2 separate regions of the Homo sapiens genome follow, and region 1 is linked to region 2. A link is a contact called in ENCODE Hi-C or POLR2A ChIA-PET data. All regions are on one chromosome and are shown on one strand. The core of a region is the stretch at or near the end of the contact, and the rest is flanking DNA. Distances in the headings are between cores, read along the strand shown. Region 1 has its middle 4.0 kb from the start of LINC02732. Region 2 has its middle 95 kb from the start of RDX.

The links. A loop is a pair of places that touch in the nucleus more often than their neighbours do. ChIA-PET counts read pairs that join two places held with the same protein, here RNA polymerase II (POLR2A). Pooled maps may share reads with other maps.
Region 1: a pooled map shows a loop between it and region 2 (2.5-fold over the local background). The contact joins two enhancer-like sites. A Hi-C loop is called at or near these places in 1 of 168 maps with a recorded cell type or tissue (PC-9) and 5 of 50 pooled maps. POLR2A ChIA-PET finds 5 or more read pairs at or near these places in 5 of 52 experiments (A673, CD4-positive, alpha-beta memory T cell, GM12878 and 2 more).

Annotation. Positions count from the first base shown.
Region 1 is chr11:110,348,546-110,353,724 of GRCh38, forward strand. No RefSeq gene overlaps it. Among named protein-coding and RNA genes, the nearest start is that of LINC02732, 4.0 kb to the right of the region's middle. RefSeq lists enhancers at 372-421, 1,022-1,551. Within about 2 kb of position 1,251, at least 3 of the 41 ENCODE cell types and tissues checked have a DNase peak (open chromatin) inside an H3K27ac peak, as active enhancers do.
Region 2 is chr11:110,198,614-110,203,711 of GRCh38, forward strand. It overlaps a transcript of RDX not described here. Among named protein-coding and RNA genes, the nearest start is that of RDX, 95 kb to the right of the region's middle. RefSeq lists a silencer at 1,651-1,945. Within about 2 kb of position 1,743, at least 3 of the 41 ENCODE cell types and tissues checked have a DNase peak (open chromatin) inside an H3K27ac peak, as active enhancers do.

The DNA of each region.
Region 1 (5,179 bases), core at 1-2,500, 150 kb after region 2:
ATTCTATGACTTAGAATGCCTTAACTGTCTGGGAATGCAGCCCAGTAGGTCTCAGCCTCATTTTACCTAGCTCCTATTCTAGATGGAGTTGCTATGGTTCAAATGCCTCTGACAGTACCAGCTGCCAAGCAGGCTGAGGCAGGAGAATCCCTTGTGCCCAGAAGTTTGAGGCTTCAGTGAGCAATGATCATGCTACAACACTCCAGCCTGGGTGACAGAGCAAGGCCTTGTTTCAAAAGTAAATAGGTAAATAAGTAAGAAGTCTGCTAAGCAGGGACAAACATGCAAACCTATAATGCCAATAAAGTATTATAGGTACTCTGACAGAAGTAAGGGGGAAGTGGTCAGTTCTGTTGGGCCTACACTGGTGAGGCTTCAGAGGGGACTGTCAGGGTGAATCTCAATTGGCAGTCAGTAAGCAGCCATGGAGGGAGAGGGTGGAGGAAGAGCTCATGGCGCAAGTGCACAGAGGTGGGAAACACCTGGTGAATTGAGGGACTACGAAAGAGAAAGAGTTGGAGAGTTCATTCCAAGGCCTAGGAGGCAGAGATGAAGGAGGCTGAAGAGAGAACAGGATAAAAAAACAGCAGATGTTATAGACTTCCTCTGCAGAGTTATCAGTGAACAAGAAGACATATATTCTCTGAAATGTGAACAGGCCTTGTGCTTAAAATGGGGCGATAGTGACAAGTCAAAATTAGTCAGTCTGCTTCCTGGGTTTCATAAGCCAAAATGCATTTGTGCTGTCTTTGAAATGACAAAAATGATTCTTTGCTCTCAACTTGGTGTTAAGCTAGTAGAGTTCTTTACTTCTTGGAGTGACCCAAACTTTCATTTCCAAGGAATCTGAGTCCTCAGCAGTCCTGCCTATGTCTTGTTACTAGCATCCTGGCTGGGGAGACTGAGGAAATGTATCTGGGGTCACCTCTCTTCTCCTATTATGCTGAAATAACTCTTTTTCTTTTATACTCAGAATTAATCACCCAGTCTATACCCAGACGTTCTTTTCTGTTTGCCAAAAAGTGGCAAAGTAAGAGTTTCACTTTCCTATTCAGTGAGCTCTTTAATATGTCCCTTGACTGAAACATTTTTTTTTTGTCCCTTTGGATTCTAAATCCTAAGGTCATTTCTCCTTCCAGGAAGGTGGATCATGAGATGTACTGCTTAGAGTTCTGCCCCTGGGAAGATTTTCCTTCTCAATTGTCTTTCAAGGCCGCCCCTAAGCGGGTGAAAGTTGCAACAATAGTCCTAATTGTGCTAGTGTCCTTAGACCAGGGAAGAGTCATCTGGAAACTAGTCTTGAACATTTTCTTCTTTAATCAGCAAGCCACAGGGAGTTTCCACAAGGCCGTATGTGTGGGCTGGGGTAGAATGGGTCTCCTCCAGCTCCAGGAGACAGTGCGCTCTGTCACGCCACAATCACTCACAGTGGGGAATTCCTCCCTCAAAGGTAGGGAATCTGATGCCTGAACAGCCAAGTGTCAGGCCTCAAGTCCTCCTTCACTTAAAAATTATATTTAAAAATTCATCTGAAAGTTTGTATTACTTTTTTGTTTCTTTGTTTTGAGACAGGGTCTGGCTCTGTCATGCAGGCTGGAGTTCAGAGGCACAATCTTGGCTCACGCAACCTCCGCCTCCTGGGTTCAAGCAATTCTCCTGTCTCAGCCTCCCGAGTAGCTGGGATTATAGGCACCAACCACCTCGCCTGGCTAATTTTTTGTATTTTTAGTAGAGACAGGGTTTCACCATGTTTGTCAGGCTGGTCTCGAACTCCTGGCCTCAAGTGACCTGCCCTCCTCAGCCTTCCAAAGTGCTAGGATTACAGGCATGAGCTACCACACCTGGCCTAACTTTGTAGTACTTTATAATTTCTTACAAATTTAAATCTTTATTCCATCTGGAAGTTCAAGGTAGGGACCAACTTTATTCATTTTCCAAATGACTAGCCTGTTGTCTGAATAATGTGTTTCTTTTCCCCACTTTATTATATAATCCAATCTCATTTGTATTTGGATCTGCTTCTGTTCTCACTATTTGGTTTTATTGATCATCTGTCCATTCCTGCAGCAGTATATCAGCAATAAATACTGCAGTTTAAATAACTGGCAAAGCTCTCCCTAATATTCTTCTGTGTTAGAATTTTCTTGGCTATTCGGGCATATTTTTATTTTCCAGACAAATTTTAATATTTTTTGCCAAGTTCCAAAAGAATTCCATTAGAATTTTGGAATTGTTATTGAGCTGTAAAAAATTTATAGATCAGTTTCAGAGAAAACTGACATATTTACAATGTGTGTCTTCCAAGCCAAGAATATGACATATCTTTTTATTTGTATGTGTTCTTTCTGGATGGACATTAATTCTGAGTGATATGAACTAGTTTCTTCTCCAGAGACATTTTCGTTACCACTCCTCCTATGGGAAGGAGGTTCTACAAAATGTAATCATTTCATTTTGGGCCACCAACATGTCTTGACTGTCAGTATAAACATATGAGTGTATTGCTGAAAACTGTGGTGTGATGATTAACTCTCCAAGATCCCTATACAGGGATTGTCAGTTGAAAAAACTACGTGGAAACCTTAAAACATCCAGAAACCACCAATATGTGTAATTTGCCTTTAAAGGATGTCATTTACTAAAAAACTGTCATTATTCCTAAGCAGGAATGGGGGCTGTAATGTTATGTTGGCCACATATTTGTGGCACATCTGAGAACTGTTTGTATAAATGCACTGGCTAGAAGCCCCATTCGCTGGTCCAAAACCCATTCTAACACTGACAACACAATAAAGAAGAATGGCACATGCCAAGTTATTTGACAAAACTTACCAAGGAGGTCACTGTGCTGGCTTTCCTTTTCTGTTGTGTACCCAGTGCCTAATACAAATCCTTGCATAGAGTTTGTGCTTAACTATTGAAGGAATGAATGGAGTCAGCAACAAGGATTAATATGCATGCTTTTTTTTTTTTTGAGATGTGAGTCTTGCTGTGTTGCCCAGGCTAGTCTCAAACTCCTGGGCTCAAGCAATCCTCCTGCCTCAGCCTCCCAAGTAGCTGGGACTACAGGTGCGTGCCACTGCACCTGGCTATATGCATGCTTTCTAGGGTAAAAAATTGAAGAGTGTAATTTGCTGCCATCCTAACTTATTACCGTCACCCTCTGGCATCATGGCAGTACTAAAAACTTCTAGATTGGCAGCTGGGACTGTTAAGCTCTCCTACCCTTGATTCACCAAATAACCATCTCCACGGTCAGCCTTTGTAGCTTGGTCAGTTCCTCCTAGCCCACCTTCCATTCCAGTAGTGGATGATCCCAAAGAGTAGGACTCCATTTTTCTTCCCACCAGCCACCTATTGCCAAAGATCCTTTGTGCCTTTACCCAGCCAAGTCACAAAACATTGAATAACCACACTGACATTTTGTTGTTGGCACTGGAATCAGAGACTACCATGTTATAATCTGAGATTTGGAATGATCACTCTAATGACAGATTTTGTCTGATCTCCTTCTCAGGGTGGTTGGGCTGGTGGGCTACAGTGAGTCTATCACGGCCAGACTGGGGCAGTGAAAATACTTGTTACCCACAGTTGCAGATATGAAGAATTTATGAACGAGAATGTTAGATCAGAGAGAATGCACAGAGTAAAAAAGAAGCATGTCCACCCAGGTAATCACAGAAAGAAGAGTCTCTAACCAGTATCAGGAGCTGGAATAGAAAGCCAAGGGATTGAAGACCAGAGAATATTGAATAGAGCCAAAATAGCTGCAGCCAAAAGCTGAGCTTTTATATATTATCATAGATCCATGACATGGGCAGCCTGAATTTATTTAAATGTCCTAGGATGTCCAGACATAATGGAGAATGAGGTAGGTATAAGTGTTAGGAGGCTATTGCACCTAAGTGAGAATTATTAAAAGAGTAGGGGGCTGGGCACAGTGACTGTAATTTCAAAATTTTGGGAGGCCAAGCAGAAGGATTGCTTAAGCTCAGGAGTTCAAGACCAGCCTGGGCAACAAAGTGAGACCACGTCTCTACAAAAAAATACAAAAAGTATGGCCAGGTGTGGCGGCATGTCCCTGTAATCCTAGCACTTTGGGAGGCCAAGGCGGGCAGATTGCCTGAGGTCAGGAGTTTGAGACCAGCCTGGGCAACATGGTGAAATCCCGTCTCTACTAAAATACAAAAAAAATTAGCAGGTGTGGCGGTGTGCATCCGTAGTCCCAGCTACTCTGGAGGCTGAGCAGGAGAATAGCTTGAACTGGGGAGGTGGAGGTTGCAATGAGCCGAGATTGCACCATTGCACTCCAGCCTGGGTGAGAGAATGGTACTCTGTCTCCAAAACAAAACAAAACAAAAAACAAAAAAACCCCACAAAAATTAGCCAAGCATGGTGGCATGTGCCTGTAGTTCCAGCCACATGGGAGGCTGAGGTGGGAGGTTCACCTGAGCTCAGGAGTTTGAGGCTGCAGTGAGCCAAATTCACACCATCACACTCCCGCCTGGACAGCATCACACTCCAGGCTTGTCTCTAAAATAAAAACATAAATAAATAAATAAAGAGTAAAAAGCGTAGCAGTTGCCGTGGGACCAGAGAGACCAGAAACATTCCAAAGCAATTTCAGAAATATAATTAATAGGAATGATGCCTGCATAGCCAAAAGTCATGAATTCTAGTTAGTTGAGGCAAAGAAGGTACAGATAAAAAAATTCAAATGTTAAGATCCAGTCTTTAAATATTGTGAAAATTTGGGATAGTACAATAATTACTTTCATGGATTATTTTAAACATTGTTTAAAATGCATTGTAGTTATTGTCCATGACAACTTTGTAAGATATCCTTTAGAATTACCTCCATTTTAACCAGGTGCGGTGGCTCACACCTGTAATCCCAGCACTTTGGGAGGCCGAGGCATGAAGATTGCTTGAGCTCAGGAGTTCGAGATTGGCCTGGGAAACTTTGCAAGACCTGTCTCTACTGAAAACGAAAAAACAAAAAAAACAGCCAGGCATGCTAGCACATGCCTGTAGTCCCAGCTACTTGGGAGGCTGAGGTGGGAGGATCGCTTGAGCCTGGGAGATTGAGGCCACATTGAACTGTCATCACCACCACTGCACTCCAACCTGGGTGACAGAGTGGGATCCTGTCTCAAACAAGCAAACAAAAAATAAGAAT
Region 2 (5,098 bases), core at 493-2,992:
ACGCTCCTTTATGGGAATCTAATGCCTCATGATTTGAGGTGGAACAGTTTCACCCCAAAACCATCCCCTCCACCCCCCAACCCCACTCCCAGCCCATGGAAAATTTGTCTTCCATGAAACCAGTCCTTGGTGCAAAAAGGTTGGGGGCCACTGTTCTACTCAATGTGCATGTACAAAACTTCATTTTTAAGTAAATCTGAATACGTCTTTTTTTTTTTTTTTGAGACGGAGTCTCGCTGTCATCCAGGATGGAGTGCAGTGGTGCCATCTCGGCTCACTGCAACCTGTGCCTCCTGGATTCAAGCAATTCTTCTGCCTTAGCCTCCGAAGTAGCTGGGACTACAGGCATGCACCACCACTCCTAATTTTTTTTGTATTTTTAGTAGAGACGGGGTTTCACCATGTTGGCCAGGCTAGTCTCGAACTCCTGACCTCAGGTGATCCACCTGCCTCCACCTCTGAAAGTGCTGGGATTATAGGCATGAGCTACCGCACCAGGCCTGAATATGGATTTTTTAAAAAGAAGAAAAACCTCCCAGCAGAACAGAAGTGTCATAAGAGAACTTGCACCATAATACTTTCATTCTCAATGCTAGAGAGGGCTCTTTCTAAAGGTAAGAGAATCCCCTAAAGTAGGAGGTCCAATCAGCTCACCAAGATTACAGGTAAAACATCATTTTAATAAATTCTAGCTCACCTCAAAATTATTAAATTGGAGGATGATGTTCTTGATTGGCAAAGAGCCCAAGAGATGCAAACTATTGGGAAAGAACCTGGAAGGGATGGAATCAGAGGCTGTAAAGATAGAGGTTGCTCTTGGTCAGTTCCTTTGACTTGAAATCCACAGGTCCTGTGGATGAACAGGTTCAGATTTTATGAGGTCCCACCAGCATCCTGGCAGTGGAAGGTGTGGCAGGTCTAGTGGGCAGGTGAGCTGGCCCTGGCCACGGCTGCCAGTTGTACTTACCTAGTGAGGGAGGGAGCCTTCTTCCTAAGGGTTACATTTGCTTTATGCTGCTTTGGCAAGAGCGCATCTGGAACAATGCATACAGTTTGGGTCCCCACCTTTCAAAAGAGACATTAAGAGATTAGAAAGCATTTAGCAAAAGAACACAGTAGGAAGCTGAATGGGCAGGCTGACTACTTGCTCAGCACATTGCAACATCAGGGCGCTCTTGTCAGCCTGGATTATGTAGGGCCTGTTATTGTCAAACTGTCTGCCTAATCTTTAACCTCTTTTTTTTTCCAGTCCACCTTTGAAACTCCACGATTAGAATGTGGAAATAAGAATAACTTTAAACCTTCCTTTTAAATAGATGCTAGACTTCAAATAGTGCAGCAACTCTACACAAGCTAACTAGTCTCTTTCAATAATAAGACCTATTATTTAGAATAGTAGGTCTTGTCTTAAAGCCATAAAAATCAGAACTTCATGTCATTCAGTAATGTGTTCTACCAGATTTTATATTTTATGTGAAGTTCTCTTTTGATTAACCGAGGCATTGTTAAAGTTATTTTCAGGTAGCAACCAGACTAATGGATCCAAAATACTTTATAGTGCCTACTCTGAAATCAATAGTTGCTATGTTTTTGAATAAGCAAATTCTCAGTACCTGCCTACTAAAAGACTGGATAGGTTAAGACAAACAAACCATGAAAACTACCTCCTCTGCAGACACGTTGGCATTGCCGGAATTAAAGAGGTCAATTTCAGCCCTACTCTCTCTGGTCTGTCTTCCTCAGCTGACTCACCTGCCATTCTCCGATATATCCCTTAGAGATAAAACAAAGTCAGAATTAACTTGACAAAGAAACTGCTAAACTGGCCAAACGTATCCATGAGTCAGTTCCCTGACTGGGGAGAATACTGGTTACAGTATTTTCTAACCTTGTGGGTAAAACAATTAGAAATGCAGTTACTAGCAATCTCTATCTTACGAATGAGTTATGAACCAAAAGGGCAGCTGTGGTGGGCTGTTTCCCATGGAAACCACGTCATGAAGAGTGATTTTGTTTCTAGGCAGTTTAACCCATAATGAAAAGCTGAGTCTTTGCAGTAAAATACAGTAGAAACTCCAAATTTGTCAAAGATTGTAATAAAGGAACATAGAAACAATGACATTTATTAATGGTTTTATAATTCTTCTTTAATACTTGAGCTTGATGTTAACCTGGCCAGAAATAATTCGATGGTTCAATAGTACCTGAAATTTAAGAACATTTTAAAGGGAATTCTAACTATTTTCAAAGACTTTGAAGGTTAGTCTGGCTGGCACTTTATTGTATGACATGCCATTTCAGGCTGAGTAATTCCAGCACTTTGGGAGGCCGAGGCAGAGATCACCTGAGGTCGGGAGTTCGAAACCAGCCTGACCAACATAGAGAAATCCTGTCTCTACTAAAAATAAGAAAATTAACCGCGCATGGTGGCGCATGCCTGTAATCACAGCTACTCAGGAGGCTGAGGTAGGAGAATCGCTTGAACCTGGGAGTTGGAGGTTACGGTGAGCCAAGATCGGGCCATTACACTCCAGCCTGGGCAAGAAGAGCAAAACTCCCGTCTCAAAAAAAAAAAAAAAAAAAAAGAAATGTCATTTCAAAATGTATAGCTGTAGTTTTTCCATAGTCACTAGTAATATTATTCTCACTGTGATTAACTAGTAGTACTATTTATGTAGATTTAGACTCATAAAGGAGCAGAGAGAGCAAAGGAAGAGAATTATTTTTCATGAAAATAATGAGAAAATTTAGGAGAGCATGAGAAAGGAGGATTTGGGAGTAAAGTTAATAGATGAAAGGCACAAGAGAGGGAATAGAACTGAAGGAGAAAACTGCATGTATGAGTTTCCCTAACAGGGAAAGAAAGGTGAAGAGACGTCAGAAATTTCCAAGCTTTGCCACCAGGTGGCGGCATGAGATTAGATGACAGTATTTTAGCTGAAGGCAGCAGCAACTGAAGGGTAGTGAGGGTGAGATACATAAAAATCACATGAGCTGGATATTCACAACACAGGAGGCTCAGGATTTGTGAAGCGGTAAGCCATGGGTTAGAATATATATCAAGTTATAGCAAGAATATATATTAAATTATGTGTTAGAATATATAATAAGGGACGCAAACCTAGTTGAACTTATTTTTTAAGATGTTGTCTCCCTCTGTCACCCAGGCTGGAGTGCAATGGCGCCGTCTTGGCTCACTGCAACCTCTGCCTCCAGGATTCCAGCGATTCCTGTCTCAGCTTCCCAGGTAGCTGGGATTACAGACACATGCCACCACATCCGGCTAATTTTGTGTGTGTGTGTGTGTGTGTGTGTGTGTGTGTGTGTGTGTGTGTGTGTGTGTTTTCAGTAGAGTTAAGGTTTCCCCATGTTGGCTAGGCTGCTCTCAAACTCCTGACTTAGGTAATCCGCCCGCCTTGGCCTCCCAAAGTTCTGGGATTACAGGTATGAGCCACTGCGCCCGGCCTAGTTTAACACTTTAAAGAATCTATTTATCTAGTACAGGCCATGGCTCACACCTGTAATCCCAGCACTTTGGCAGGCTGAGGCCAGGGGTTGATCACCTGAGGTCAGGAGTTTGAGACCAGCCTGGCCAACATGGGGAAACGCCATCTCTACTAAAAATACAAAAATTACCCGAGCGTGGTGGCCTGCACCTGTAGTCCCAGCTACTCTGGAGGCTGAGACAGGAATCGCTTGAACCCTGGAGGCAGAGGCTGCAGTGAGCCAAGATCATGCCACTCACATTCCAGCCTGGGCAAGAGAGCAAGACTTCATCTAAAAAAAAAAATCTGTCTAGTTTAGTATATTAACATTTTTCTTTTAGACAGGGTTTTGCTCTGTCCTCCAAACTGGAGTGCAGTGACATGATCATGGTTTACTGAAGCCTCAACATCCCAGGCACAAGCAATCCTCCCACCTTAGCCTCTCGAGAAGCTGGGACCACATGTGTGCTTCACTACACCTGGCTAATTTTTCTTTCTTTTTTTTTTTTTTTTTTGGTTGGGGAGGGTGGGACATGAGGTCTCACTATGTTGCCCAGGCTGGTCTTGATCTCCTGGGCTCAAGCAATCCTCCTGGGATTACAAGCATGAGCTGCTGCACTCAGCCAACAGTTTTTTTTTTAAAAGTAAAGACATACAAATGGCAGCAGATATATGAAAAGGTGCTCAACATCATTGAGCATCAGAGAAATGCAAACCAAAACTGCAATGAGATAATCATCTTACCCCAGTTAAGATGGCTTTTATCCTATTAAGACAGGTAATAACAAATGCTGGTGAGGATGTGAAGAAAAGGGAACCTTTGTACACTGTTGGTGAGACTGTAAATTAGTACAACCACTATAGAGAACAGTATGGAGCTACCATATGATCCAGCAACCCCACTACTGTGTATATACCCCCCAAAAAGAAAATCATTATATCAAAAAGATACCTGCACTCCCATATTAACTGCAACACTACTCACAATAGCCAAGATTTGGAAGCAACCTAAGTGTCCATCAACAGATGAATGGATAAAGAAAATGTGGTACTTGCATACAATGGAGTACTATTCAGCCATAAAGAATAATGAGATCCTGTCATTTGCAACTACATGGATGGAACTGGAGATGGCTAATGTTAAGTTAAATAAGCCAAGCACAGAAGGACAAAAATTGTATGTTCTCACTGATTTGTGGGATCTAAAAATAAAAATAATTAAACTCATGGAGATAGAGAGTAAAAGGATGGTTACCAGAGGGTAAGAAGGGTAGTGGGGAAGCAGGAGGTTGGGAGGTGAGAATTGTTAATGGGTAAAAAAAAAAAAAAAAAAAGTAGAAAGAATGAATAAGACCTAGTATTTGACAGCACAAGGTGACTATAATCAATAATAATTTAATTGTACATTTAAAAATAACTAAAAGGGTATAATTAGATTATTTGTAACACAAAGGAGAAAAGCTTGAGGGGATGGATACCCCATTTTCCATATGTGATTATTACACATTGCATGCTTGTATCAAAATATCTCATGTCCCCCATAAATATATACTTATGTGCCCACAAAAATTAAAAATAAATTTTTTAAATAAAATTTTTAGTAGCATCATCTA